Regions from separate parts of the Homo sapiens genome. Here region 2 is linked to region 1. A link is a loop called in an ENCODE intact Hi-C map of the cell type or tissue named here. Cell type or tissue: endothelial cell of umbilical vein. All regions are shown on one strand.

What was found. A loop is a pair of places that touch in the nucleus more often than their neighbours do. Peaks named below come from ENCODE experiments on the same cell type or tissue, not always from the same donor. Only the 100,000 strongest peaks of a DNase experiment are listed, where the experiment ranks them.
Region 2: a loop joins it to region 1, with 6 times the contacts of the local background. A loop is called at or near these places in 53 of 110 quality-filtered maps.

Annotation. Positions count from the first base shown.
Region 1 is chr11:16,609,762-16,617,761 of GRCh38, forward strand. LOC105376571 (a long non-coding RNA gene) reads left to right here and starts at 3,043. Exons shown (of 4, transcript XR_931086.3): 1 at 3,043-3,453; 2 at 3,954-4,739. It also overlaps a transcript of SOX6 not described here. In endothelial cell of umbilical vein, a CTCF peak has its summit at 4,077 (motif pointing left); a DNase peak (open chromatin) is centred at 4,040; H3K27me3 peaks cover 3,627 bases.
Region 2 is chr11:15,816,716-15,824,715 of GRCh38, forward strand. No RefSeq gene overlaps it. Among named protein-coding and RNA genes, the nearest start is that of LINC02682, 90 kb to the right of the region's middle. In endothelial cell of umbilical vein, a CTCF peak has its summit at 3,136; a DNase peak (open chromatin) is centred at 3,176; H3K27me3 peaks cover 142 bases.

The DNA of each region.
Region 1 (8,000 bases):
GAAGAAATAGTCATATGCTCCTGGCCCACTAGGAAATACAATGCTTGAAGACTGGTAGCTTGGGGACTGTGAGTTAAACTGACTTGATGTTTTTGGGAGGAGTTAGTCCCCAGCAAGAAATCTTGTGTCTCCACCAGCCATGGTGACTTTCAGGACTGGAAATTCTGTCTCTAGGGGCCAGAGCCTGGAGGCCAATAAGATGTACACCCTGGTACCTTGCTGGGCAGCTCTTAAAGGCCAGGGCTCCCAGAACTGCCTGCGGGCCCCTTGACCTCTAAGGCCCAAGGGGCAAGCTCAGACTGGTGTTTCTAGCCCAGACAGGAGTCAGATCTCCCCTGTGTGTGTAAGAGTGTCGTTGGGCCTGTTCCAGAGCGTTGCACTCCTCAGCTGTCTGCCCTGGAACTCAACAACAAGGGCCATAAAACCTCTCCAAAGCCTAAAGAGGTCATCATTGAAGGACCTGTCCTAAATGCCTGCAGAGAGGAGACAGGTGTAGATTAAGTCTCAAAGACCAAGTCCTCAGGGAAGAGCCACCTAGAGAGGTGAAACATTAGGGACGGAAAGGCTGGAGCGCGACTGGGTTCCTCCAATTTGCTGCGACAAGTTTGGCTTTCCAAATACTAGCGCGTCCGTCTCTTTAAATCACAGAGCAATCGGGGTTCTGGTGGGCAAGACTGACCCTGCCGACCAGATGCAGGCCGCTAGCGGGAGGCAAGAAGGAAAAGAAGGAGACATTATCAAGATCTCTGGCGTCCACTGAAGGCCCTAATACCCGGCCGCGATGAACCTTCCGAAAAGGAGCCGCAGGAACCCCTTTTAGATTTTATCTAATAAACTGATAGCAAAGTATATTGATAAGGCGGAACCCGGAGCAAGTAACAATATTCATCCCTAAAGGAAGGAAACTAAAATTTGGGGTCTCGATGCCGCACTTCTGGCTGTGTAAGAGTGACACGTGGCCCTGGGGGCGGGGGTGCCATCTAAGGGTTTCCTCTAAAGCCTCGGGCGCTGGCTATACCAATGAAGAGGGAGAGGCGGAGAGCGCAGCAGCCTGCTAAAGTAAAGTGCTGGGCTCTCCACCTACCTGGTGCGCACCGGCCTGCGGGCTCGGAGAAGTTCCCGGAGGAGCAGAGGGCACCCAGGCACGGTGGCCAGATCCAGGAACTCATAAGCTCACATCCCCTGGGGGTTGGAGCCCCACGCGGCGCAAGAACCCCGGGCGCTGAGCTCCGGGGAACCTGGGAGGGAAGGAGGGGCGAGCGGGTGGGGCTGACTTACCTGCCCGCAGCAGTCGCTGCCTCTGTGTTGTCCGAATGTCCCTGCGCACCGCAACCAGCAAAGGCAATTCGGCTTTGCTAACTTTGGCCTCGCACCTCCAGAGAAGAGGCGCGAACTCGCAAAAGGAAAGGCGCGCACGGTTCCTGGAGAGAGGTCCCCCTGAACTTGGGAAGGACAAGGCAATTAATTCTGCTCGAGAAGTTAGTATTTAAAACACCCACGCAAAAATCATAACGGCTATTAAAACCTCGAATTCCCGCTTTGAAAGACTCCTTACACCATCCGGGCGGACAATTCAGACCTACATGATTTCATATTGAAGTCGCTAACTTCTTTCAGGAAGGACTTCAAAGCTACTGTATAAATTGGACAAGCATAACTGTCAATCGCTCCCAAACACTGAGAAGAACTTTTACTGAAACGAAGGATAAATGAGAGAGTGTAAAAGCCAAAAGGGAAGAAGTTGAAAACTTTAAGTCAGTACGGAGAAGTTTTAGCAATTGGTTTCCTTAAACGGGATAACAAATAAACCAACACTTCAGCTGCCCATCGCACTTCATTTAAGTTTGAAGTAACCAAATAACCTGAACTACCAAATAACAGTGCCCTTGGGACTCTGCCTCAAAGAGGTCGGAACTCGTGTTTCAGCAACAAAAGCAAAAAGCAAACTGAATAATGTCCTGCGTTCCTTAAGATGTCATTCTGCAAAAGGACAAGGCATTGTCCCTCGACTTTAAGTGGACAGAGAATAACATTAAATTTCATTTGAATCTGCGTGTCATTTCTGTTAGGAAGATCACAGCGGTAGCGACAGTAGCGGCAGAGCACCGCCACAAAGGAGGTGGGGAAAAGTGGTAAAAATGCATGAACTTTTTTCCAAAGAAAAATAAAGATAAATCAAAAATAAGTTTTACAGACATGCCTTTCCTAGCTTAGGAAAGTTAATTTTTAAATGCGCTTCTGCTGTCTAAGGTGCAAAGCCAGGCTAGGGAGTGCGTGGCTGGAATCTGCATGCTGATAAGAGAAGGCTGATGTACTTACAGTGACAGAGGGCAGGCTGCGGGAGAAAAGCTGTTTGTGTTAGCCTGCGAGTTACCCAGGGCTGCAGTGAGAGCAGAAGGGAGGAGTGGGAGTGCCAGTCTGCGTACACCTTCACCGCGTCTCATTACATCTGCCAGCCTCTCTCTCCCTCTCTCTTTCATTTCCACATTCCCTTTGTTCCTGAAAAAAAAAAAATCTACACGTCACATCAGAGTCCCCAGATGCAGTCTACACCAAAGAAAAAAATGAATAATTCAATCAAACTGTGCATAGTCTCTAAGGCAATAAATCTATTACACTTAAAGAAACGAAGGGTAATTACCACCATAGAATTAAAATAAGGCCAAAGACCAGAGAAGTCGCTGAGTCTGTGGATAAACTCATCCGTAAATAAAGTTTCATTTATTTAATCTTTTTGGCATCTCAAATGGAAAGTCAGAGAAAGATTTTTAACTTATTTTAGAAGGGTACTCACTTCTTTTTAAACACATTGAGGCGGGGGGGCGGGGTTGGGAGTGGGGGGATGGCGATGAAGAAAAGGAGAAAAAGCCTGGAGTATACTACCTTGCTCAAAAAGCTCCCAAAGGCAGCGTGGAGCGGCACAGACACGAACTAAGACAATGTGTGTCTGCGGAGCCTGTACAGGGTCCATTTCTCCCCCACGTCACCCTCCTCCATTCCCCTCTAATGAGACGCGGATCACCCTCCACTCTCACCGACACTGCAGCTCTGCACAAGGGCAGCTGGAATCTGGGAACCTTACCTGCAGCACCAATACCTAAGAGAAATCGCGCTTCCCTGACACTAACACGCCATGCCATCCCCACGCACCCTGCCAAAGTCCTGTAACCATCTACTTCTTCCATCTGCCTAAGAGAAACTGTAAACGGGATTTCCCCCCCACGATTGAATGGAAGCTCTGTACTGTACCGACTTCTGGATTTGCCCTGGGTTGAGTTTAGGGAATGTCTGGAAAGAAAAAAAGGGAGGAAAAAAGGAGGGGGGCAGCTCAAGCCTTGTCCAAGTTAGTCAGAAGGCGGTGTTAGGCAGGAAAGCGCCTACGGGAAAAACAGCTGGGATGCAGACGGGCTATGGAAATCTCAGTTCTAGGAACCGTGTCCTTTCGTCCCGGAGGTAAGATTGTGTGACTGCCTCACGTTTATTCTTTCACTGTCTGTGTCTCTCTTCCCCACCCCCAACTACCCCTGCCACTCAGATCAGCCGGCATGCACCCTGGAGAAGGGCACAAACACGGCGGGGGCTTTATTTTTCAGGTCTCTCCACTCATAAATTATGGGTGTCACTAAAACGAGATTAGCAAATCTTCTACCGCTGGCGGCGGCAACCAGAGCCTCTGTCTTGCCAGTTGCGCACTCTGAGACATCTCTCGGTGCAGAGTGGTTCCGAAGCCCCAGCCCGCTGGGTCGCTCGGCCTGAGGGCTCAGGTGATGGAGAGGAGGCTCGCGGCGTCCCAAACGGGTTCGGCCAAGGGTTTCCACCCCATCACCACTTCCCGCTGCCTCCACGCGCGCGCGCGGACCCACGAGCACACACACACGCACGCACACACACAGACACGCGCGTATTCTGAAATTCTGGCCGAACTCCTCATCTAAACGGAAGTCCCTTTACAGTCAATTCAGCCCGCTCCAGAGCATCGGGGAAACTAGACTGTTCCGTGGATGAACTGCGAGGATGCCGGCGGTCAGGCTTGGCCGAGCTTTGTTTACGTGCCTAAGTCGCCACCTTGAGGTCGAGGGGAAGACTGCGCCCAGCTAGGGGCTGTAGAGACGAACCCAGCTGACACTGGCCCAGCAGCCTTGGCGACCTCCCGGGACCGCCTGAAAGAGAAGCAAAGGGAGGGCGCCCTGCGGGCGGGCGGGCCACGCTAGGCGCCGTCTGCCCTCAGAGACTCGGGCTGACAGGAGTGAGAGCTAAAACTTCCAACTAGCTGAAACCAATAGCCGGGAATCGAGCGAAGGCGAACTCTCCCAGCAAAGTATAAAGCTTCGGGCCAAAGAGTCTGCAGCTCCAAGTCAGGGGCTGCGGCTCCGAAACTCCAAACACTAACTCCCAGGGCAGTGGCAGAGGGTGGGGGCAGCTTCGAAGAGGCATACCAACTGCTCCGGTCCTGGCCGAAGACCGAGCTCCCTTCTGCGGTGACCTCGGCTCAGAGCTGACTCCGTACTCCCTGGGACTCATCTCCCGCTTCCTCTCCACCTTCGGAACAGTAGACAAAGGGACTCAGGGACGCGGCCAGACCCAAGGTCACAAACGGAGGTCTCCGAGACGAGAATTGCGTGCAAGAGAAGGACGTTCAGGCAGCCCGGCCGCCTGCTGCGAGAGCTGAACATTTCCCAGCTCTATAGTCGCCCATTTCTCAGGAAATCAGTCCTTCTGAGTGTCTAACAATGGATTAGGTAAAATAATAATGATTATTAATTATATCAATGATTTTCTATTTTCCCATTCCTACCCCTATGGAAGCCTTTTTCGCTCACCGTTCTTCCTATATTCACGCCTTGCACTAAAAGAATGCCAGGCTTAAGAACCTCCTAGCTAAATCCTGAAATAATTTATCGCGGTTGTTCTTTGTTACTCCTGGTCACTGCCTCCAAGGCTTGGGGACATCTGCAAGGCCACACCGTAGGTCCTCCTCGGTGAACTGTGCCCCATGGGTTCCTCAGTCATTTCCCTGCTACTTGGATGCATAGACATTATTTAAATATACTTTATAAATTGAGAAGAATTCTATTTATTTCAAGAAAATGGGACACTAGGGAACTATTTTGTTTTATATGAGCATAAATCAGCCCTGGCTGACTTTGGCCGTGCCCATTCAGTATTTTGGTCAACAATAAATAAATAATGGTATAAATTAAAAATTAAAAATATAGCCACAGCAACCCGATGCTAATGGACAACAAGAAATGTCTTCTCCAATAAAAGAAGCAACAGGCCCCCAAGCCGGACCCCACTCCCTGTTTCATGCCACAGCCTATCAAATTAACATTGGATAGCTCTTCCATTTATGTGGAAAGCTGAATGTTACCGAGAACAGTACTGAAGTTTCCCAGGGAATCCCAATTATAGAAACACCTGTGCTAAGTAATGCTATTCTAATCCACTATGAAAACCTTAAGTATGTAATAGTCCTCAAATCATCTCATTTCTTAGTTGCAGTGGGGTAGGCCAACCTCATACAAGAACATTAGACTTGTACAATGTCCTGAGAGCCTTAACTCAGAGCGCTCTTGGTTTTGCCATACATAATCCTGGCAGTTCATTTTATCTTAAATGGAAAAAATATACACATGAAGTTTAACATAACTGGCAGAAACTAAGCCAGGGTAGGAATTAAACAAATCCAGTGACTACAAAACTGGAACACAAATCACATGTGCAGTCAGGGACCAATTCCATTATTTTTAATCAAAAATTCTACAACATAGGAGTTGTCACTATTCAGTCTATATTCTCCATTTTACCATAAACAGAATATTGAATGGCAAAATATAAGGAAATGAAACCACCATAAATAATGTGATAGAAACCAGAACATTGTAAACTCCTACCAATTTCCCAAAAAACATACATGTCAGCTATATTTTTAACAATACCAGACCTAATATTTTTGAAGTGCTATCTGAAAATATATCTATTTATTAAGGTAATCGTTGCTTTATTGCTTAAGGCGGCCAAAACTAACACTTCTGAAACATCCAGATGAAAAGTGAAATTTCTATCCATCATCTAACTGTTTCTCTTACAATGATACACAGAATTTTGGAATTTTTTTGAACTGAAAGTTATCTAAATAATTACACAAGTAAGTATGATTATCACAATAAAACACAGAAAGGAAAAATATAAGGGTTATAGGATAATAACCACAGAAATAAACTTTAGTCACTAAAATTCAAAGTACCCCTCATGATAATATCCTTCTGAGATACTGTGTTATCTTTTCACCATCAAGTAATGTTAAAGCTTGCGCATTCCTTCATACATGCCTTTCTCCATTTATAGACCCACTTGCCTCTTCCCAAATCTGAGGTTGGCCATTCACAAAGATGATTACCATATCATTCATTATACATTTTAGCCCGCCTAGAAAAATTTGGTAAATCAGTATAGATCCTTTCCAATACCTAATAAAAGACAAAGAAGGAACACAAAAGTAATGCTGTAAAACTTCCCACCAATAAATATGAAACAATAACTTATTACTAGTCTTTAAAAATTTGATAGTTTACCTCAGCAGTTTGTTTTATTATTTGTTAGCATTGTGTTTAAAACTAAATTTGACTAAATTCTCTAATTTTAAAATTTGTTACTTAAAAATCTTCTTTGGAATCCCATACTATTTTTTAAATTTCTAAATACAGGATTTCTTTTGTGTGCGTATTTTTTTTAACATTACAATCATATTGGAGACTTTGCTTGTTTTCCACAATTTTATTCATGCTTAAATATTTACTGAGTGCCTAGTATGTGCAAAACAAATAATGAAAAGTATGTTAACTGTGGATTTATCTTTTTACTTTTATAATAGATATTAATTCAAAATCTATTGCATATATACTGAAAATTAATTTTTATTAAATATGCCAGCAGAAGCATCCTGTTCAATATTTGATAATTCCACAAGATGATATTTCATTCTATTTGGCACATACTATTGAAATTACCTGTTATTTTTATTAACCAACAAATTGTATACATTTCTAAAAATAAGTTTTCTGACTTATCAAATGATATATCTATAAAAAACCTTTACTTAAAAATAGGATGTATACTTATAAGCCAGTTCCAAACAACATCTTTTAATTTTAAATCAGTTCTAAAAGAAGACTGAAACTGTATTTCAAGTCAAAGTGTTTAATATAATTGCTATGCAAAGTTATTCTATAACTTGCTAAGTTTTATGTCTTTAGCATGTATCATAATGATACATACAAGATAGAGATGTTATCTTCCCAAATTCAAACAAACAAATGAAAGCTAAAAAATAAGTCAGTGTTCCCAAGTATCTGGATGTTTGCTATTATATAAATAGCTCATTGGGTTTTGTTGAATTTTTACACTTTCATCAGAATGTTTTCTATGAGTTTGAACATATTATGTTTAAAATGGGGGAAGGGAGGAAGAAAACAATAGCGTAAATCTGCAACAATGATCATCCTCATGTTCATTCATGTTTGTTTAAGATAATAACAAATGAAAAGCTTCACTTATTCACGCTTAAAGTTCTAGAATAGTAGGCTTTTGGGGGAAAATACTAAACTCAACAGCTCAATACAAAAACCTCTTTTAATTGCACACAATATGTTATCAACCTACTTTCAAAGTTGATGAAGTTTAGTACTAAATTGAATATTAAGCAAATAAGTGTTAACTATGTTCACTAGAATTAGCATATTTCAGATATTTTTAAGAGCATCAGCATCATGATATGGTTGTCATAGAAACTGCAACAATATGTCATTTCAATTAATTTTATATGCAGTGATAAGGCCTAGTTCTACATCACTTCAATACAAGTTTGAAAAGCAGAAACTGAAAAGCAGATATAAACAGTGAACAGTAAGTTTCCAATTTCTACCCGTTTAGAAATAGAGTACGAGCCTTTTAAAAACAAAAATTCACAATGCATTCCAATGGCATGAAAAAGATAGCAA
Region 2 (8,000 bases), 790 kb before region 1:
ATAGCAAAAGGAGACTTTGAATCTGAAATTCACATCTAAAAATATGTATTCTTTGAGAGCTGAAGTGAAACTTGATCCAACAGAAACCATTCCACTGTCCATTGGCACTGATTCATCAGGAGTTAATCATGGCCAATTCAACCTTCTCTAAATGCAGTTTAAGAAAATAGACAAGTATCTATCCCAGGAATTTCATACAACCCAATTTTGTTTCACAAGCAGGTCCATTCCCAAAGACGACAGATAGGCTGCCCTGCTCCACAAAGATCTCATCTTATTTTGCTTATCTGGAGCCAAACGCTAACCCCATCACTAAAGGATGCAGGGCCTCTGAATTTCTTGACAGGCAAGATTCCCTAGAGCATGGCATTCTTGTGGTCTGGATGGTCTTGAAAAATCAGAGAAAGACAGAGAGAATGGTGGCAAATGGGGGCCAGGCTGAGAGTCAGGCAAGGCCCTCAGGGAGGTTTATGCTTCAGTGTCGTCGAGATTGCTGGTTTGTTTTGAGACCTTCAGTCCCAGTAACCCTGAGATCAGCTGGAGTCTCTCTGCTCCCTTAGCGTCTAGACAAAAATGAGTCAAAATCTCATTTTACGTCTTGCATGAGTCTATGGCAAATTCTCAGGGGACTTAGGTACTTTAGGCATGTCCATACCAAAAATGACCTTTACCATTCCACCATTAGGGGTGTCCTCTGACCACTTTTTGTATCATTTTCTGCTTCCCATAGTCTTTTAGGCAGAGGAGGCTAAACATTATAACAAACAACCTCAAAATCCCAGTGGCAGTCCAGTTGGGTATTTAGAGGAAAGTCTTATGCAGTGTTCCAGGAATCCAGTCTCCTCTCTAGTGGTTCTATATTGGAGTTCACCTCTGAATCTTCTGCATCCAGCTGTGAGACAAGAAAACAAGCATGGAGAATTGGGTATGGAGAACCACACAGGATGTTTCAGGGGCCAACCCATAAAGTGGCACACATAATTTCTACCCAACTCTATTGGCCAGACTTGGTCACATGGCCCCATCCAACTGTAGAGGAAGCTGGGAAATGTAGCTATAAGTGGTCCCAAAAGGAAAATTATATTTGATGAGAACACAGCATTGTTTCTGCCATACCATCTTTTGGGATCCTCTGTCATGCTTCTCCCTCTTCCATCTTCTTCCCATCTCTACCTCTCAGGGTCTCATGTAGAAGAATTTAAACATTCTTGTGCTCTCATAATACTCTTCCTCACCAAACATCAACATGACCTCATGATGCTACTCAATACAGCAGCCACTGCTTCCAGAGTTGGGCTAAGAATTCAAATCTATTTACCTTCGAATCTAATTATCTATTCACAAAAGCGGAAAATGAAACCCTTAGATTTTATAAGTGGAAGAGCTTGAATTTGAATCGGTATCTTAAGTTCATCACTTTTTCTCCTACATCATAATGTCTCATCTCTTTAGTTAGAATGTAGGCTCAACATTAGAAGAAAGCTCCTGCTGTAGCCAACCCAACCAGCCCAGCACCTGGCACAGAGAAAGACATTTGTCAGGTGACAGGATGCTCAGTAACTGTTGAGTGGAGCAATATTCTCAACAGGACAACAGGAGGGGCGTTCTACTTTGGTGGCCATGAAATACCTCCCAAGGCAATACAACTTCATTTACCTTGGTTTAATTGAGGCCAGTTGGAAACAATAGGGCATCTTCTGATGCAATTAAAAACACTGCCCATAAACTGTGAAAGTTTTCTGGCATTCTGTAGACCAGAGCACTATTTTATAGCCAAGTTTCTGAACACATTTTTTTCAAAGATGTTATCGTGGAAAATGTGACAACAACAGAACTCCAGGGGCGTGAACATGCTGTTGTAATTACTCCTCCAGACACAATGAAATCAACCCAAGTTAATTATTTATCAAAACCAACCCACTCTCTGGAAACATCTTTGTTTTGGCAGAATATTTCCTTTCTCCGGAAAATAGGTCAATGGTTTTTTCCTCCCACGTTTCTTTATCATAGTATCTGACTTTCAGAATTAGCTATTTCAAGTACTGAGACATCCGCCAAGCACCCAGGTGGGCTGGCAAGAGTGCAACTACAGTCCTGGGGTTTCTGATTCCTGGATTCTTCCTGTTTCAGCGCTTCTCTTCAGTAAGGGTAACCCTGAAAAAGGAGAAGGAAACCAAGGATTATTTAAGTTTCTACTATATGTCAGGCCCTGTAAGAGGCATAACTATTATATTGTTTTGCTTACTCTCATGAGACAGTATATCCATTTTATAGATAACAGAATTAGGCCCATAGGGGTGAAATAATTTCGCATGCCATTCACATCTAACTCCGTGTACATAGTCTCCCATGTCTGAAAAGGAGAAGTATGAACTGTGTAAACAAAATTGGTATTGAACTAAGAATTGACTCTGATGATTTAAGTAAGCCTGTGGGGCCAGACTTGAGTAGTGGCCTTGGATATACCAAATGAGTTCCTCTACATCAGTTTGGCACCTTTGACATCATTGCTTTACTTTTGCCCTACAGACTTCCCTAGATTGCCCTGGTATATTCTTTACCTTTCTCCTTCCCATCTCTATTCCTGTCCAGATCCAGGGTAGCCTACTTGAATCAGATGCAACAAAACAAAGGGGAGGAAGGTAGAAAGAGAAGCAAGATGATTGAGGTACTGGGGAAGAAAAGAGGAAAAGAATTCTATTTTGAGACTTTCCAGACCTTTGAGATTTTGCAGTGAGCATCTTATGTTTCCACAGAAAGAGCACTGAACTAGGAGTAAGGAAATTTGGGTATGAAGCTATCTCTGCCACTCTTCACTGTCTTAACTTAGGAAAGTCTTCTACGTGGGCCTCAACTTTCCCATCTGGACATAACAGTATAAACTTTTCCACAACTCTTAGTGCAGGGTCTCTTGATATGTCTTTTATTTCTCCAAACTTCATTTCAAATAGTCTAGAGCTTCTAGCAACTAAACAGGTAACTCAACCAGCATCATACCCTCGAGCACTCCACTCTCTATTTTTCCAAGAATCTTGAAGATTTGTACAATCAAAAAGGAGCCTACGGGATCACTTCTGAGCAAGAGCGCTGCTGTCTGCTCTTCAGCTTCCGATCTTGCTGGCAAAGCTTTTCCCTGCCACACGGTGCCGCTGTAGAGCACTGGCCCACTTCCCTGCTGCTGGCAGGGCTGGTGCACGCAGAACAATGTTTGGCTTGTCTCAGTCTCTGGCACAGGCCAATATGATCCTCTGAGGGAGGGTGAACCCTGCTTGACTCCACACCCACAGGGTCACACTTGATCCAGGGGTTTGCTCCTTACTGAATCCTCAAACTCAGTCTTTGCAATCACACATAGACGTTTCCACCTTATTCCTGCCCAGCCCCAGAGATGTTGTGCCCATGAATGAACCATAATATTCAGATTAATAATCAAGTTTGTCTGGGCCTGATCTCAAAGCAAGACTAAGCATTGCTAATGATTCCTAGGTCCTCTTTCACAGATTCAGAACAGCTAAGATAAGGATGTGTGAAAATATGTGTATTTTCTATGTGTCATACATGATTCTGGTATGACATGTGTCAGATCCAAAATTGGAAAGTTAGTGTTTTAGAATATAAGAGGGCTACCCACCCTCAGAATTCATGTATAGGGGGTAATATCTTCCATGAGCCAATCATCTGTGCTCTAACCCACTCCAAGCCTAGCACTCATAGAAGCTTTCTTGTCACTCTCTTGTTAAAGCAGCGAGAGTCAAAACAAAATTGTATGCTTTAGTGGGTCACTTACCAATTTAGGATATGGAACTTCCATACAAAGTTTGACCTGGAAGGTCTCTCAGACAGACTTCCTACTATTAGAGTCATTTACTGAAAGGAGTGTGGGAGATCTTTCATGATGAGTGACTCTGAAGCAGAGAATTGTGATGAGAACTAACATGAGGAAGAACAAATTCATTTGTCGAGGATAACTTGACACTTAAACCAAAGGAAAATACACTTTTTTACATTTTTTACAATTTTTATAGGTTATAGCTAGTGTAGCAGAGTAAATAGTGCTCAGCACATATCCCAGGCACTCTTATATTTCTCAGGCTTTCTTGCAAGGCTTGCGCCATGTATCTAGTTTAGAACAAGTGACCCTGAGTGGGAGTGACAGGTGTCACTTCTGATTCAAGGCCATTAAACTCCTGTGTACCTTCTCTGTCTCTCTTCCTTTTCTGCAGAGCTCTTGGAGACCTTGCATTTCAGATTGTGCAGTTACAAGATAGTGTGATCTTTGTCAGCTTGGATCCCTGAGAGACTACGTGAAGTAAAACCCCCTCTGATGACTGATGTTGATATTGTAAAATAAACCTTCATGTTATTAAGCTATTAAGATTCCAGAGTTAATTTGTTACTGCAGCACACCTTAGTCTATTCTGACTAATATAGCTAAAGTGGTAGAAATATTACTAAACTTAATCAATCAATTTATTTAACTAATAGACTAAAAAACATTATGGAGTCAAAGGCTAAATATTTCTATTGAATCTTGAAAATTGTCAGTATGTGGCAGGTCCTATAAGTGATCTGTGGCCACCAGTTTTTCATTTCTTAGCATGAAGGAGTGAGGATGGGAACTACTATTTACTGATTTCTTTTTTGCCAGACACTGTATACAAATTACTACACTTAATCCTCCCAATATCTTATGAATTAGGTCTTATTACTAGTATATATATGAGAAAAGTGAGGTTTATTAATCACACATTGCTAGTAAATGGTAGAGCCAGGATTTGAAGACAGGAGCATCTAATGCCAAAGCTCTCTTTATTAATATTACATAACCTTTCCAACCATAGCCATAACTCTAGAAAAGTAGAACTTCATTAGGACTACTTCCTAATGACTAATGGGGTAGGGAATGGATTGCTCAAGTTCTCTTTATTTTTCTGCCTACAGTTTACAAAGGCATCCCCCAACAAGTTTCTGTACATCTGGTCTCTCCCTTTTAAATATCCCCTGACACAGGCTGCCTACAAGATAATTCTAAAACACATATACACAAATATAGACATGTTGCCTCTAGGCTGGAAAACCTCAGTTGGCTCCCCTTGCCTGCAAGGTCAAGTTCAAACTCCTTAGCTTGACAAATATAGCCTTTCTCATCATCCTTTTCCCTGCTGCTGCCCCGCTGAACTGGATTCTTCAGATATTCCAAAAGTGGGGGGGATCTCCAGGAACAGTCACCATGGTCATTCATCTTCATATTTTTGCTCAAGCTCTTCTCTCTGATATGAATATACTTCCTTCTCAAAACCTGTTATTTTTCTCCATATTTAACAAGATCCAGCTCAAATGACAATTTTTCTTTCAAACATTTACTAACAGAATCAATAACCACCGTCTCAATTTCCCCTACGCCATATATCCCCCACAAGATCCCTTGGGAATTTAACACATTATTTGGGCTTCTGTCTTCCCCTTGGCATTGGGGTTAATTAACTGTATGTAAGCTCTTGATTTGAATGCTGGTTCCACTTCTTGGAGACTGTGTGACCTCGGGCAAGTGACCTAACTAAGCTTCAGTTTCCTCATCTGTTAAAACTGGAATAAATAATAGTGCTGAGCTATAGGTTTGTTTCAGTTGATGAAATGCAATGGATAATACAATGCAAGTGCTCACTGTGGTGGTGGCATATAAGGAGGATTAAATAAATACATATATTTCATTTATTATTTTATTTATTCTTATATCCCCCATCCATAACACCATGCATGGCCCATAATTGGTCCCAAATAAACATTTATTAAATGAATAAATGATTGAATGAATAGTTGCATCCATTCAGGTGACTGAGTAGAGTAAGAAGTTCTACCAGAGGCACAGAGATCTCCTTGAAACCATAGTATTACATACCAAAGTCACTGTTTTGTTATTATTTGTATCTGGGCCTGCACACATACACTCCAACTCTTCAGCAAAAGCTGGTCAGCAACTTGTATTTAACTTCAAAGTGAAAATTGCTTAGTTGAGCTGAGGATTTTCTTTTTCAAATCCAAAGCCAGCGACTACCTAGATTGTGCAAAACTTCCCCTGCCTTCATCCCTAACTGGTAGCTCTTTGTTGGAGATACCAATCAGTAAAGCATGGACCACTGACCATGTATAAGGTATGATGTGTTTGGTGGGTATCTAGATGGCTGGTGGAGTGTGTCTCAGTTCCCAGAAATGATCTAGAACGTGCCTAGCATGTCAAAAGAGGACAAAAACATCCCTCTTCAGGGATATCATTGTTTCTTCATCCACTGCATATAATTTAGCAGGACCACCCAGCTGATGAGATGAGACGAGGTAAGGCCATGTTTGTATTGTGCTGCTCATCATCTCCAAAGGGCTTTTCCCTCCTGGACCACTGCTACCTTACATTGTTTTTCTAGGTCTCATCTTAGTTTCTAGGCCTCTTTCTCTGGCTCCTTTCTCCCAACAGTGAAGTCAGACATATGTCCTCAACTTTTCCAACATTCCCTTCCCCTATTTCTGATGTATTCTGTCTATGGGAAGTAATCTCTGATGTCGTCTGTATCAGGAATTCTTGTAATTCATACTATTTAAAAAATAAAACAAAACTCAAACCAACTTAATGCACTTGTTCACTGAATGAAAAAGCCCCAAAGTGGGGGAAAGAGCAGTCCAGTTCCTCTGCAGTCCTCCAGCTTCTGCCCTCCTCTCGGTGCTGACTTTGCTCATAGGTCAAATTTGCCTTCAATATTTCAAGATGGTGACCAGCAGCAGTCAGGGCCAAATTCTTCCCTATTCAATTCTGGAGGGGAGAGAGGGAATTTCATGAGCATCAATTCAAAGAACTTCACTTCACTCTATTGGGCCCTGGGAGAATCACTGGGTCTTTTTGGCCTAACCCTGGGTTACCAAAACCAACCTTTTGCAAAGTGAGGAATAGGGAGTACCCTGATTGATTTATACCTGTCAAAGTGTAAATCAACCCCCAGAGCTGGGGGTAGAATCAGTCTCTCCTGAATTGCAAGGCTGACGTACCATGGGGAAAGAGTAGATGGAGGTCAGGGACCCAGCCACAAGGCCCGGCACACTGCTCCTTGTGTTCTTCCCTTACTCTTTCAATTCTTCATATTTGCTGCACTCAAGTTCAAATGAATTCCCACACTTCTTTTTTAAGTTTATTTTGTGTATAAGAATAATACATGTTTATTTAGGTTCAAGAGAAAAGCAAAAAACAAAACAAAAATATAGAATGATCCATTAAGCAGAAGAAATGAAAACTTTTTGGCTCACATGCTAAATGGGTCTTTTCTGCTGTGCCTGTTTTGTATAGGGTTCACATGCAGGTTTCACACACAGGTTTGATTTAACACGATGATGCCACAATTTCCACACATTGTTGGAAATATTCTAAAAGCTGCATGTTCCTGCATATATGAATGCATTCCATGTTTCACAGAGGAAACATGGTTTACTTAAACATTCCTCTGTGATGGCACAACAGGCTTTTCTTAATTATTCATTTTGATAAGCACTTTTATAAACATCTTTAAATTCTGCATTTTTTCCTTATGACAAATTCCCAGATACCCATTCCTGTATTATTCTCTAAAACAAGTATATCATTATAAACTCCTTTGCACTGTGTAAGAGGGCAGCTGTTTCATTGTCCCTATACATGCACTAGGTATTCTTTTTAATCTTTGCTAATTTTGGTAGAAAAAGAAGTGGCCAGGGAAATTGTGCATCTGCTTACTATTTTAATTTTCATTGCTCTGATTAGTATAGCAGAGACTTTGTGCAAATGTTTATTAGTCATGTATTTCCCCTTTTTATGTATGTTTATATCTTCTCCCTATTATCCATTGATTTTCACAAATCTTCACACAGTAATAATATTACTTATTTGACATTTGTACAAATTTTCCCAGTTTTTACACTTTAATTTCTTAATTTTTCACATACAAAAGTAGTATATATTAATCATTCAAATATATCCATCT